Linked DNA regions of Homo sapiens: region 2 is linked to region 1. A link is a contact called in ENCODE Hi-C or POLR2A ChIA-PET data. All regions are on one chromosome and are shown on one strand. The core of a region is the stretch at or near the end of the contact, and the rest is flanking DNA. Distances in the headings are between cores, read along the strand shown. Region 1 has its middle 33 kb from the start of SRRM3. Region 2 has its middle 42 kb from the start of MDH2.

Region 1 (7,102 bases), core at 712-3,211:
AGGACCCTGTAAGAGGGAAGCCCAAATTCCCACCAGGTTGGGAGGGCTGGGGAAGGGAAAGTGTTATGGTAGCCCCAAGACTAAAAAGAGGCAGCAGAGGGAGCAGGACAGTGCTCCCAGGTAACTCATGCCGCTGCCTGAGTGAGGTGAGGGAAGAGTGCACCCACTGACGTCAGGGGGCAGAGAGGCGCGCTTCCAGGGCGGCTTTTCCCCTCGCTTCTTGCCATTTTACTCTGATCCCCTCCAGGTGAGCCTGCCCACTTTGGGCCCAGGGTTGCCGCTGGGGCCTGTACCCAAAAGCAGCCCCCCGTGGCCATGGCCCCAGGAGTGGGGCAGAGCAGGGAGGAGTCCTGGACCGAGGAGACGCAGGGGCAGGAAGGAATGGGCCTCAAACTCCAGGAGGGGGCCCTTCTCATGGGTCCTGCTTTCTGGCCTCTCCTCTCTTACCCCTGGGCTGATCACCCTGGGAAGAACTAAGCCAAGGTTTCTCACCCTCAGGTCCGAGGGGTTCAATTAACGGGCCCTTAGGGAGGTGCGAGCCTCCTGAAACGATGCAAGGTGCCTGGCCTAATTTTTATATTTTTAGTAGAGATGGGGTTTCACCATATTGGCCAGGCTGGTCTCGAGTTCCTGACTTCAAGTGATCGGAATGCCTCGGGCACACAAAATGTTGGAATTACAGGCGTGAGCCAACGCGCCCGGCCAGCCCTATTTATTTAAGCCTATACATTTTGCACTTGTTAAAAGTATTTGAACATACAATTACCATGTTTTCTTTAAGCGGTCCCTCCCTGTTGCACACTTGGATAGTTTATTTTTTTAGACAAGGTTTACTTCAGTCTCGCAGGATAGAGTGCTGTGATGGGATCATAGCTCATTGCAGCCTTGAACCTTGGGGTTCAAGTATCTGGGAAGCTGAGGAGGGACTACAGAGATGGAGTCGCGCCATGTTGCCCAGGCCGCTCTTTAACTCCTGGCCTGAAGGGATCCTTCCGCCTCGGCGGAGCCCGGACATAGTTTTCTAGTTTTGACCCACAGAAACACTGTGCTGGGTCGGAGTTTGTCAACTACCCTTCTCCAGCCAGCAACACACAGAACATGGCGGGGAAGTCACGGTCACCAGGCTCCAAACCGAGGAGAAAACAGCCCAGCTCCAGGCACTGTAGCGTCACTGTGACATCGCCGAAGGCCGGCGCTATTACGTCGCCGGAAGGCCCGCGCCTGTGACGTCAGCGGAGGCGCGCCCCTTCTGTAGAACCAATCGGAACTCGAGGCGCGGCGGCTGGGTATTCCAGGAGAGCGCATGCGCAGACGCGTGGCCACAGACTGCCGGTCAGTGTCAGTAGGCGGCGGGTTAGTGTCCGCAGGCTCCGACTCGGCCGCCGACACCAATAAGCTACAAGGACGAGCTTTACCACTGCCTGTACTACTGCTACCTGCGCGACTTCCCAGCCTGCGGCGTAGGGCGCAGCAAGGGCCTGACGCTGAGCGAGTAGGCGCTGCGCACCAAGCGGCTGTGGCCCGGAGGGCACTGTCGGGCAGAAGCTCCTCAGTGGCCACCACAAGCCCGCTAGCTCCGGCTACAGCCCTTGCCGCACACTCGCGTCACCTGAGCCTGTGTAGGTGCGCCCCCCCAACTCCTCCCCCAGCCAGGTCCCGGGGACACCGGCAGCGTCCCCCACCGCCCGGCGCCGCTCATTCTGGGCAGGATCGGCCCCGTCTGAGGCTACACCGCATTAGGGAGCTGCACCCCTCGGCTTGACCTCTCATGGCCTTTGCAACAACATCAAAGCCTTTGGAACTTTGTAGGGGGTACGAGGGGCTAGGAAACCAAGAAAACATCTCTTTAAAAATATAAGCGATCGGGCCGGGCACGGTGGCTCACGCCTTTAATCCCAGCACTTTGGGAGGCCGAGACAGGTGGATCACGAGGTCGGAAATTCAAGACCATCCTGGCCAGCATGGTGAATGCCGTCTATACTAAAAATAAAAAATTAGCCGGGCGTGGTGGCGGGCACATGTAATACCAGCTATTCGGGAGGCTGAGGCAGAGGCAGAGAATTGCTTGAACCCGGGGGGCGGCGGCTGCAGTGAGCCGAGATCGCGCCACTGCACTCCAGCCTGGGCGACAGACCGAGACTCCAACTAAAAAAAAAAAAATATATATATATATATATATATATATATATATATATTTGGAGCCCGGGAGGTTGAGGTTACCGTGAGCTGAGATTACGCCACTGCACTTCAGCCTGGGTGACAGAGGGAGACCATGTCTCTAAAAAAAATTACATGTGAGTGAGAGCTTTTCTTCCAGTGCTCATGCTCAGACTGAAGAAAGTAATTGGGCCGGCCTGGTAACTCACGCCCTTAATCCTAGCACTTTGGGAGGCCGAGGTGGGCAGATCCCTTGAGCTCAGGCGTTCCAGACTAGCTTGAGCAACATGGTGAAATTCGGTCTCTACAAAAATACAAAAAATTAGCTGGGCGTCGTGGTGGGCGCCTGTAGTCCCAGCTACTCAGGAGGCTGAGGCAGGAGAATGGTGTGAACCCGGGAGGCAGAGCTTGCAGTGAGCCGAGATCGCGCCATTGCACTCCAGCCTGGGCGACAGAGTGAGACTCCATCTCAAAAAAAAGAAAATGGAAACTTTTGCCAGTGATTCCCTTCCTTCAAACTAATGATAAGGAAATGACGCTGTTCTGTTTTGTTTTCTTTTTGCATGTTTTTTTTTCTTTTTTGAGAGAGGGTCTTGCTCTGTTGCCCAGGCTGGAGTGAGGTGGCGCAATCATGGCTCACTGCAGCCTCGACCTCCCAGACTCAAGCAATCCTTTCCCCAGCCTCCCAAGTAGCTGAGACTGCAGGTGTTTACTACCACAGTTGGCTAATTTTTGTATTTTTTGTAGAGACAGGGTTTCACCATGTTGCCCAGGGTGGTCTCAAACTCCTGGGCTCAGCTATCCTCTACCCTCGGCCTCCCAAAGTGCTGGGATTACAGGCGTGAGCCACTGTACCTGGCTGATGCTGTTCTTTTCAAATGCATATTTACTTTTTTTTTTTTTTTTTTTTTTTTTGAGATGGAGTCTCACTCTGTCTCCCCAGCTGGAGTGCAGTGGTGCAATCTTGGCTCACTGCAGCCTGGTCTTGAACTCCTGACCTCAGATGATCCACATGCCTTGGCATCCCAAATTGCTGGGATTACAGGTGTGATCCACCACACGTGACGATTTTGCTCATTTTAGATACTAGAACTTGTTAATTAAAAAAATATATATATTTTTTGAGCTGGAGTGCAGTGGCATGATCTCGGCTCACTGCCACCTCCGCCTCCTGGGTTCAAGTGATTCTCCTGCCTCAGCCTCTCGAGTAGCTGGGACTACAGGCACATGCCACCATGCCCAGCTAATTTTTGTATTTTTAGTAGAGACAGGGTTTCGCCATGTTGGCCAGGATGGTCTTGATCTCTTGACCTCATGATCCACCTGCCTCGGCCTCCCAAAATGCATGAGCCACTGCGCCCAGCCAAAAAAAAATTTTTTTTTGAGGCAAAATCTCACTCTGTCATGCAGGCTGGAGTACAGTGGCACAGTCACAGCTCACTGCAGCCTCGACTTCCTTGACTCAGGTGATTCTCCCACCATAGTCTCCAAGTATCTGGGACTACAGGTACACGCCAGCACACCTGGCTAATTTTTGTTTGTTTGTTTGTTTTTTGAGATAGAGTCTCACTCTGTTGCCCAGGCTAGAGTGCAGTGGCGTGACCTCGGCTCACTGCAAGCTCTGCCTCCTGGGTTCATGCCATTCTCCTGCCTCCACCTCCTGAGTAGCTGGGACTACAGGTGCCTGTCACCACGTCTGGCTAAATTTTTTGTATTTTTAATAGAGACAGGGTTTCACCGTATTAGCCAGGATGGTCTTGATCTCCTGACCTCATGATCTGCCCGCCTCAGCCTCCCAAAGTCCTGGGATTACAGGCATGAGCCACCGCGTCCAGCCCACACCCAGCTAATTTTTTTTTTTGTATTTTGTAGAGAAGGTGTTTTGCCATATTGCCCAGGCTGGTCTCAAACTCCTGGGCTTCAAGCGATCTTCCAGCCTCAGCCTCCTGAAGTGCTAGGATTACAGGCATGAGTCACTGCTCCCAGCCTTTTTAATTCAATTTAAATTATAAATGTGATCGCTATAGAAAATATGTGTATTATTTATCTGCTGCTATGTAACAAATTACTCCAGACCTAGTGGCTTAAAATAAATACTTAGGGCCAGGCACAGTGGCTCATGCCTGTAATCCCAATACTTTGGGAGGCCGAGGTGGGCAGATGGCTTGAGTCCAGCAGTTTAAGATCAGCCTGGGCAACATAGTAAGACTCCATCCCTACAGAAAATGCAAACATTAGCCAGGCGTGGTGGTGCACACCTGTGGTCCCAGCTACTCAGGAGGCTGATGGGGGAGAATCACTTGAGCCCGGGAGGAAGAGGTTACAGTGAGCCAAGATCACAACACCGCACTCCAGCCTGGGTGACAGAGTGAGACTCTGTCTCAAAAATAAATAAATAAATAAATAAATAAATAAATAAATAAAATACTTACTTAGGATCTCCATTTCTGTGGGTCAGGAATTCAGGAGTGGCATAGCTGGGTCATTTGGGCTCAGGGTGTCTCATGACATTGCACTCAAGCTGTCCACTGAGACTGCAGTCACCTAAAGCCTGTTTCCAAGATGGCTCCCTCATGTGACTGCTGACAGGAGGCCTCAGTTCCTGTTACATGAGCCTCTCTACAGGCTGCTTAGGTGTCATGGTGTGACAGCTGGCTTTCCCAAGTGAGTAATCAAAGAGTGAGCAAGGAGGAAGCCACAGTACCTTTTATGATGTAGTTTGCAAAGTTGCAAGCCATCACTTTTGCTTTTTCCTATCTGTCAGAAGGGAATCACGTAACCCAGCTCACATTCAAGGGGATAGGGACTGGGCTCTGCCGTTGAAGAGGGTATCAGAGAATTTGGGCACATATTTTAAATGACCATACTATGTTTAATTATTGCAAGTACGGTCACTGTAGAAAAATTGGAAAATAGGGACAAGCAAAAAAAAAAGTCACTTGTAATTCCATGAATCAATGGATAACATTACTAGTTGGGTGTATATAATTCCAATATTCAAAATATATATTTTCTCAAAATATAAACACACTATATATACTGTCGTGTAATCTGCTCTTTCACCTAATGTATTGACTATATTATAAAAAATACCTTTCATTTTCATGTCAAATATTCTTTCCTTTTTTTTTTTTTGAGACGGAGCTTCATTCTTGTCACCCAGGCTAGAGTGCACTGGTGCGATCTCTGCTCACTGCAACCTCTGCCTCACGAGTTGAAGCGATTCTGCTGCCTCAGCCTCCCTAGTAGCTGGGATTACAAGCATGAGCCACCATGTCGAGCTAATTTTTTTTTTTTTTTGAGACGGAGTCACTCTGTCACCCAGGCTGGAGTGCAGAGGTGCAATCTCGGCTCACTGCAAGCTCTGCCTCCTGGGTTCATGCCATTCTCCTGCCTCAGCCTCCCGAGTAACTGGGACTACAGGTGCCCGCCACTACACCTGGCTAATTTTTTGTATTTTTTAGTAAAGACAGGGTTTCACCGTGTTAGCCAGGATGGTCTTGATCTCCTGACCTCATGATCCACCCGCCTCGGCCTCCCAAAGTGCTGGGATTACAGGTGTGAGCCACCAAGCCCGGCCGAGCTAATTTTTTTTGTATTTTTAGTAGAGACAGGGTTTCACCATGTTACTAGGCTAGTCTCAGACTCTTGACCTCAAGTGATCACCCACCTTGGCCTCCTGAAGTGCTGGAATTACAGGCGTGAGCCAACGCTCCCGGCCTAAATGTTTTTTCTTTATTTATTTGAAGAAGTTCTTTATATGTGAAGCTCATTAACCTTTTACCTGCCACGTGGAGTGTGTCATTTGTCTTGTTTTTGATTTTAAAAAACTATTCATTCCTAGATGGGCATTACCCTTATTAAACAACGAATAGAATATGTGATATCCAATGATACATTTAAGACAAGACAACCAATATCTTGATGTACATAAAGACAAACTTCAGAAGACAAATATTAAATGTTTTAACATACATTTGAATAAACTTTACTTACAAATTATTTAACTGGAAAAGGAATTTGTGTTCAAAAAATGTTTTCACTGATGGAAAAATAAATCTAACAAAACCAATATGTGAAAACATTGATTTACAAAGCCAAAATATATTATATCTTAGTTTCATTTCCTATATACCCTCAATGAGGTCTCCTCTTTTTTTTTTTTTTTAACGGAGACAGAGGTCTCACTATGTTGTCCAGGATGGTCTTGAACTCCTGGCCTCAAGTGATCCTCCTGCCTCGGCCTCCCAAAGGACTGGGATAACAGGGCTGAGCCACTGTGCCTGGCTGAGGTTCTCATTAAAAGAAAATAGGCTAGGCGCGGTGGCTCACACCTGTAATCCCAGCACTTTGGGAGGCCGAGGCGGGCGGATCACGAGGTCAAGAGATCCAGACCGTCTTGGCCAACGTGGTGAAACTCCGCCTCTACTAAAAATACAAAAAGTAGCCTGGCGTGGTGGCAGGCGTCTGTAGTTCCAGCTACTCGGGAGGCTGAGGCAGGAGAATGGCGTGAACCCGGGAGGCAGAGCTTGCAGTGAGCCGAGATTGTGCCACCGCACTCCAGCCTGGATGACAGAATGAGACTTTGTCTCAAAAATAAAAAAAAAAGAAAATAAAGGCCAGGAGCGGTGGCTTATACCTGTAATCCCAGCTCTTTGGGAGTCTGAGGTGGGTGGATCACCTGAGTTCAGGAGTTTGAGACCAGCCTGACCAACATGGTGAAACCCCATCTCTACTAAAAATACAAGAAATTAGCTGGGCCTGGTGGCAGGCACCTGTAATCCCAGCTACTCAGGAGGCTGAGGCAGGAGAATCGCTTGAACCTGAAAGGCAGAGGTTGTAGTGAGCTGAGATTGTGCCACTGCACTCCAGCCTGGGTGACAGGGCAAGACTCTGTCTCAAAATAAATACACGCCCATGCCAGGCCGGGCTTGGTGGCTTACTC
Region 2 (7,102 bases), core at 2,534-5,033, 77 kb before region 1:
GACTCATCTATACTGCCGCAGTGGTCAAGTGTAGCACCCTTAGCTTGAATGGCATATGCCTCGGCTGGCATTTCATCACAATCAACATTAAGTGGTAGCTTGAGTCATTGTGAGGTCACTTCCTAGAAATCATCAGCATCCCATGTCCCACTGGCAAATAGCTCAGCTCTGCTCCTTGGATAACCAAACCTATGCCTAAATCCCATCTGTGTGGGTCCATCTCCTGGTACCCTTCCCAGCATCAATTCTGTATTTCTAGGAGTCCAATCAGGAGATATAAACCACTCAGAAGTTTAAACTAAAATGGGCATAGTGGCTCACACCTGTAATCCCAGCACTTTGGGAGGCCAAGGCGGGTGATCGCTTTGAGCTCAGGAGTTTGAGACCAGCCTGGGAAACGTGGCGAAACACCGTCTCTACAAAAAACACAAAAATTAGCCAGGCGTGGTGGCACATATCTGTAATCCCAGCTACTCAGGAGGCTGAGGAAGGAGAATTGCTTGAGCCTGGGAAGTGGAGGTAGCCATGAGCAGAGATCGTGCCACTGCACTTTAGCCTAGGTGATCGAGTGAGACCCAGTACCAATAAAAAACAAAAAAAAAGTAAAAAAATATATATATATATGTAAATTTAATATAAAAAGTATTAATTATAACAGAGGATTGGCGTAATGAGTGACACACTAGCACAAATGAAAGACAACTCTAGAGAATACAGAACTAGCAGAGGCCAGGCATGGTGGCTCATGCCTGTAATCCCAGCAATTTGGGAAGCCTAGGCAGGAGGATCGCTTGAGGACAGGAGTTGGAGACCAGTCTGGGCAACATAGTGAGACCCTGTGTCTACCAAAAAAAGAAAAAAAATTAGCCAGGTGTGGTGGTGGTGCACACCTATAGTTCCAGCTACTTTGGAGTCTGGGGTGGGAAGATCCCTTGCGCCTGAAAAGTCTAGGCTGCAGTGAGTATGGGTGGATTTTGGTGTACACAGAAATGGGGGAGCTGGAACTAATCCCCCCAATATACCAAGAGACAAATTGTATCTGTTTTTACAATTATACTGTAGGATACATTATGTTCCATGACAATGGTAATTTTTAATGACAGTTTTTAATTGAGTGGAATTACCATAAAAATAATAAAAGTAGCAGCTAATATTTACTGAGCTGTTACTAGGTGCCTATAAATACCATAAATTTTTAAATTCCCCATAACTCTTCCTTATTCCACTTAACCACTTTATCTTAAATTACTCATGCTTGCTTCAGTAGCACGTATACTACAGTTGGAACAATAGGGAGATTGGCATGGCCTCTGTGCAAGAACGACATGCAAGTTTCTGAATCATTCCATATTTTTTTTAAAAAGAGAAAAAAATTACATCCGGATTTTCACTGTGTGCATATGACCTTTTGTTTAGGTTGAATTATATCCAAAGATGGTATTTCCAGAAGTGAGATTACTGTGAGTCACAGGGCGTGAGCATTCTTATTACACTTGATGTAAACTGTCGAGCTTTCAGGCATGGTGGCTGTCTGCTTATAATTCCAGCACTTTGGGAGGCTGAGGTGGGAGGATTGCTTGAGCCCAGGAAGTTGTGGCTGCAGTGAGCCATAATTGCACCACTGCACTCCAGTCTGGGCAACAGAGTGAGACAGAAGGTTGACTGTTTAATAGAATTTTTCTGTTGACTTGAAGATATGGCCATGACTGTGCCATATGAAAATTCTTCATAAAATAATTATCTCATCCAATTAAATGTTGGAATTGGGAACAGAAAATGTTTTGGTGACTATTTATTCCTTCACTTGCTATTACAGAAACTACTGCCAGTGGGCACTTAACAACCAAAAGTGTCATCTCTGAGCTACTCACAATGAAAGGTGATGTCTGGGGCCCAGGTGTGTTGAGGTCCCCATGTCTGGGCTATGGGTGCTGAGTGGGACTTACTTGTCCATCCATTTTCTATATTCCAGCACTGGGAAACTTGGGTTTATCCATCTTGATAAGAGGTCATTTAAATTCCACCTGGCAAAAACCACAAATGGAAAAAAGGCAATGAAACTACAGGCTAGCCCTTGTTCTCAAAAGAATATTTAGCTTAGGTGGTTCTGTAAAAGAGGAATCACATTGTTGAAAACTCATCACAGGTCAGGTGAGGTGGCTCACACCTATAATCCCAGCCCATTGGGAGACTAAGGCAGGAGGATATCCCATGAGGCCAAAAGTTCAAGACCAGCCTGGGTAACACAGTGAAACCTCATCTCTACAAAAAATTAGAAAATGAGCTGGGTGCGGGGGCACATTCCTATAGTCCCAGCTACTTTGGAGGCTGAAGTGGGAGGATCAAAGTGGAAGCTGCAGAAGTAGAAGCTGCAGTGAGCTCTGATCCCACTGCACTCCAGCCTGGGTGACAGAGTGAGAAAACATACACACACACACACACACACACACACACCCCTCATCTCAGTCTGCCCAGCCTTCACACACACACACACACTCATCTCAGTCTGCCCAGCCTTCACACACACACACACACACACACACACACACCTCATCTCAGTCTGCCCAGCCTTGACTAGTGAAAAAGGTCTTCTGGTTACAGAAGACGTATGCTCTTTTTTAGGACCGGGATGGACCAGCAAGCTTGTTCACAGCCTTTCCCTCATCCTCTGCTTAGTTTTCCAAGAAACTTCAGGTGGAAAGGGAGTCCCTGGGGAAAAGACCTAACTCATCAGGTTACCAAAGGAGAAATTTGCATCCTTTGTCAATTAATAAATGGAACACCTGCCTTAAAAACCAGGGAGTTCTGCTAGGGTGAATCACTCCCTACAACCCTGACCTATGCAGGGAATGTAAAAACCTGGAGTTTGGGGACCTATAATATTGAAGGCCACATTGCAGATGTGGAGACCTTACCAAAGTACAGCCTTTCCACAAAGCACTACCGAACACCAGCTGGCTGTCTCCATGGGACACCGCTGTATCTCTGGCTCTCGTTTCCCCCAGAGATGCTCTATTCCAGCCTTCTCTTACATTTTGTATCCTGCACAGTTCCTGGCATAAGGACTTACAACATATCAGGCTGCTATGTTAATGGTGATCTACTGCAGATCCAACTTGAGATTCTGGCAGGGCGCTTTGTGTTTGAGAAATTAAAGGGGAGAGAATGGACCCAGCCTGCTGGAATATAAAAAATTTAAAGAAGAAAAAAATATTAAAATAAAAATTTCTCCTAAAGAGCACTCAAAAGCACACTCCCACCAATGCTAGATCTATTTACCTCTCTCTTGCTTTTTTTTTTCTGAGATAGGGTCTCACTCTGTCACTCAGACTGGAGTGCAGTGGCAAGATCACTGCTTACTGCAGCTTTCAACTCCTGGGGTCAAGCTATCCTCCCACTTCAGCCTCCTGAGTAGCTGGGATTACAGGTGAATGCCACCATGCCTGGCTAATTTTTTAATTTTTTGTAGAGACGGGGTCTCACTATGTGGCCCAGACTGGTCTTGAACTCCTGGGTCAAACTAATCCTCCCGCCTTCGCCTCCGAAAGTGCTAGGATTATAGGCTTTAGCCACTGTGCCCAGTCTATTTATCTTTCTATAACTCATATATTAAATCTTCCTCCTTAAATCACCTCCTACCCACCCATCTGCAGGGATAGCAAACACAGGTCTCAGCAGGTCAGGCAACCTACAGGAGGGAATGAGGCCAGAGTAATGTGGGAGACCAGGGGGAACTGTAGCAAACTGCAAGGTATTCACTTCAATAGTTCTTCAACACTGTGATGGTCAAACCAAACACAGAAACAGGAAGCCCAGTTCAGTCGCCAGCAGCCAATGTGGGATATTTGATCTACATGCTACAGGGCAAACTGCTTACGATAAATGACCTGGTCTCCACCAACCTGCTCTTCAAGTCCAGCCGCTCCTGCCCAACTCCCTACACTCTACTGACACGACCCACATTCACAGTACTCTCCTGAAACTTTGCTTGTTCACTCTTTTTTTATTTTCCCAATGAATATTTCTTTTTCTTTTTTTTACTTTTTTTGAGACAGAGTCCCCTTCTGTTACACAGGCTGAAGTACAGGCGGATGATTATGGCTCACTGCAGCTTCGTTATGGCTCACTGCAGCTTCCGTCACCTGGGCTCAAGTGATCCTCCCACCTTAGCCTCCCAAGTAGCGGGGATTACAGTCATGTAACACCACACCCAGCTAAATTTATTATTTTTTCTTGTCTTTTTTTTTTTTTTTTTTTTTTTTCAGACGGAGTCTCGCTCTGTTGCCCAGACTGGAGTGCAGTGGCATGATCTCAGCTCACTGCAACCTCTGCCTCCTGGGTTCAAGCAATTCTCTTTCCTCAGCCTCCCGAGTAGCTGGGATTACAGGTGCATGCCACCATGCCTGACTAATTTTTATATTTTTAGTAGAGATGGGGTTTTACCATGTTCACTAGGCTGGTCTTGAACTCCTGACCTCAGATGATCTGCCCACGTCGGCCTCCCAAAGTGCTGGGATTACAAGTGTGAGCCACCGTGCCTGGCCAGTTTATTATTTTTTCTAGAGACAGGGTCTCACTACGTTGCCCAGGCTGGCCTTGAACTCCTGGGCACAAGCAATCCTCTGGCCCCCACCTTCCAAAAAGCTGGGATTACAGGCTTGCGCCAACACATCAGGCCCTAACAAACACTTCTTGAGCTCCTACTATATACCAGGCACTATAATAGGTGCCCAGGAAACAGCGGTGAACAAGGTATAACAGTTTCTGCCCTTGGCCGGGCGTGGTGGCTCATGCCTGTAATCCCAGCACTTTGGGAAGCCGAGGCCGGTGAATCACCTGAAGTCAGGAGTTCGAGACCAGCCTGACGAACATGGTGAAACCCTGTCTCTATTAAAAGTATAAAAATTAGCGGGGCATGGTTGTGCATGTCTGTAATCCCAGCTACAGCTACTCAGGAGGCTGAGGCAGGACAATCGCTTGAACCCAGGAGGCGGAGGTTGTAATGAGCTGAGGTTGCGGCGCTGCACTCCAGCCTGGGCAATGAGAGCGAAACTCCGTATCAAAAAAAAAAAAAAAGTTTCTGCCCTCGCAGAGCTTATAGGGTAGCAGGAAATTGATACAGTTTGAACGTTTGTCTCCTCCAAATCACATATTGAAATTAAATCCCTAATGTTGGAGGTGGTGCCTGGTGGGAGGTGTGTGAGTCGTGGGGGCAGATCCCTCATGAATGGCTTGGTGCCTTCCCCAAGGTAATGAATGAGTTCTCTCTCTACTAGTTCATGTGAGAGCTGATTGTTTAAAGAGAGTGGCATCTCCTCCCCTCTCCCTTGCTCCCTCTTCTCAACAAGTGACATGACGGCTCCTCCTTCACCTTCCGCCATGAGAGGAAGCCTCCTGAGGTCTTCACCAGCAGATGCTGGTACTACGCTTTTTTTTTTTTCTGAGACAGGGTCTCACTCTGACACTCAGGCTAGAGAGCAGTGGTGTAATTATGGCTCACTGCAACCCTGACATCCTGGGCTAAACAGGTCTTTTTACCTTAGCCTTTCAAGTAGCTGAAACCACAGGAATGCATCAGTGCACCACCATACCTGGCTATTTTTTTTTTATTTTTAGCAGAGACAAGATCTTACCATGTTTCCCAGGCTGGTTTCAAACTTCTGGGCTCAAGCAATCCTCCTGCTTCAGCGTCCCAAAGTGCCGGGATTACAGGTGTGGGCCACTGCTCCCAGCCTGGCACCATGCTACTTGTATAGTCTGCAGAACTGTGAGCCAAATAAACTGTTTTTCTTTATAAACTACCCAGCCTGAGGTGTTTCCTTATAGCAATGCAAAATGGACTAATCTAGGAATCACAGGCCAACACTTACCAGACTGTGATGAGCACATGACAGAAGTACAAAATGGGACTGAAACGTTCTCCAGGGGCTTCTTGTTGCATCAGAGAGAGTGGGGTGAGACATCTTGGCTGAGGCTAAAAATGAGCAAAGATGAGAGTGAAAAAGTGATGATGGAGGTAGGAAGAGGGTTTCCTGAAGGACCAGTAAAGTCCCCCAAGGAAACTAACATTCCTTGTGGCTGGAGGGTAGGGATTTGGGGAGGGTGGTGCAGGATAAAACTGGGAAGGTGAGCGGAGACCAGCTCTTACCAGGCCCTGTGGCCAAATTAGTTTGGACTTCGTCTTAAAGGCAATGGGCAGTCACCAGCAGGTTTTAATCAAGAACTATTTTGACCCAAATTTGCCTTTTAGGAGAATTCCTCTGGCTTCAGTGAACAGGCCGAAGTGAGCAAGCCTAATAGTCAGAAAGACAATTGGAGGCCCTCACAATAAACCAGTGTAAAAGAGAAAAGGGCTGGGCATGGTGGCTCCTGCCTGTAATCTCAAAACTTTAGAAGTCCAAGGTGGGTGGATGGCTTGAGCCCAGGAGTTTGAGACCAGCCAGAACAATGTGATGAAACGATGAAACCACATCTCTACAAAACACAAAAATTAGCTGGGCATGGTGGCTCGTACCTGTGGTCCCAGCTACCCCAGAGGCTGAGGCGGAAGGATAGCTTGAGCCTGAGAGGTTGAGACTGCAGTGAGCCAAGATCAAACCACTGTGCTCCAGCCTGGGCAACACAGGGAGACTGCCTCAAAAAAAAAAAAAAAAAAGAAAGAAAAAAAGAAAAAGAAAAAGATCCCATTCTTCACTTATTAGTGCCCTAACATTCTCATGAGAACCTTGGTGACAGTGAATTCAACTGTCATTGTAATTCAGCAACCAACACATTTAAGTTTGTGTTTGATTTCCAATAATATTAGCCCTGTGGATACAAGAAATAAGGAATTGTGTTTGGGCTATCATGGAAGCTCTCTGGATCTTAGACCATGACTTACGCTGAGAGGTAAAGACTTGAGCTTTTTGTTTTTCTCTCTGTGTTGAGTGCAGCGGTCCCCAATTTTTGGGGGAGCAGGGACCAGTTTTGTGGAAGACAGTTTTTCCATAGACTGGGGGCAGCAAAGGTCAGTTTTGGGATATATCAAGCACATTACGTTTATTGTGCACTTTATTTCTATTATTATTACATTGTAGCATATAACGAAATACTTATATAACTC

Evidence for each region. A loop is a pair of places that touch in the nucleus more often than their neighbours do. ChIA-PET counts read pairs that join two places held with the same protein, here RNA polymerase II (POLR2A). Pooled maps may share reads with other maps.
Region 2: a pooled map shows a loop between it and region 1 (3-fold over the local background). The contact joins two enhancer-like sites. A Hi-C loop is called at or near these places in 2 of 50 pooled maps. POLR2A ChIA-PET finds 5 or more read pairs at or near these places in 8 of 52 experiments (BJ, GM10248, HEK293T and 5 more).

What each region holds. Positions count from the first base shown.
Region 1 is chr7:76,165,395-76,172,496 of GRCh38, forward strand. No RefSeq gene overlaps it. Among named protein-coding and RNA genes, the nearest start is that of SRRM3, 33 kb to the right of the region's middle. Within about 2 kb of position 1,962, at least 2 of the 41 ENCODE cell types and tissues checked have a DNase peak (open chromatin) inside an H3K27ac peak, as active enhancers do.
Region 2 is chr7:76,086,193-76,093,294 of GRCh38, forward strand. It overlaps the pseudogene RNU6-863P and the pseudogene GTF2IP7. Among named protein-coding and RNA genes, the nearest start is that of MDH2, 42 kb to the left of the region's middle. Within about 2 kb of position 3,784, at least 4 of the 41 ENCODE cell types and tissues checked have a DNase peak (open chromatin) inside an H3K27ac peak, as active enhancers do.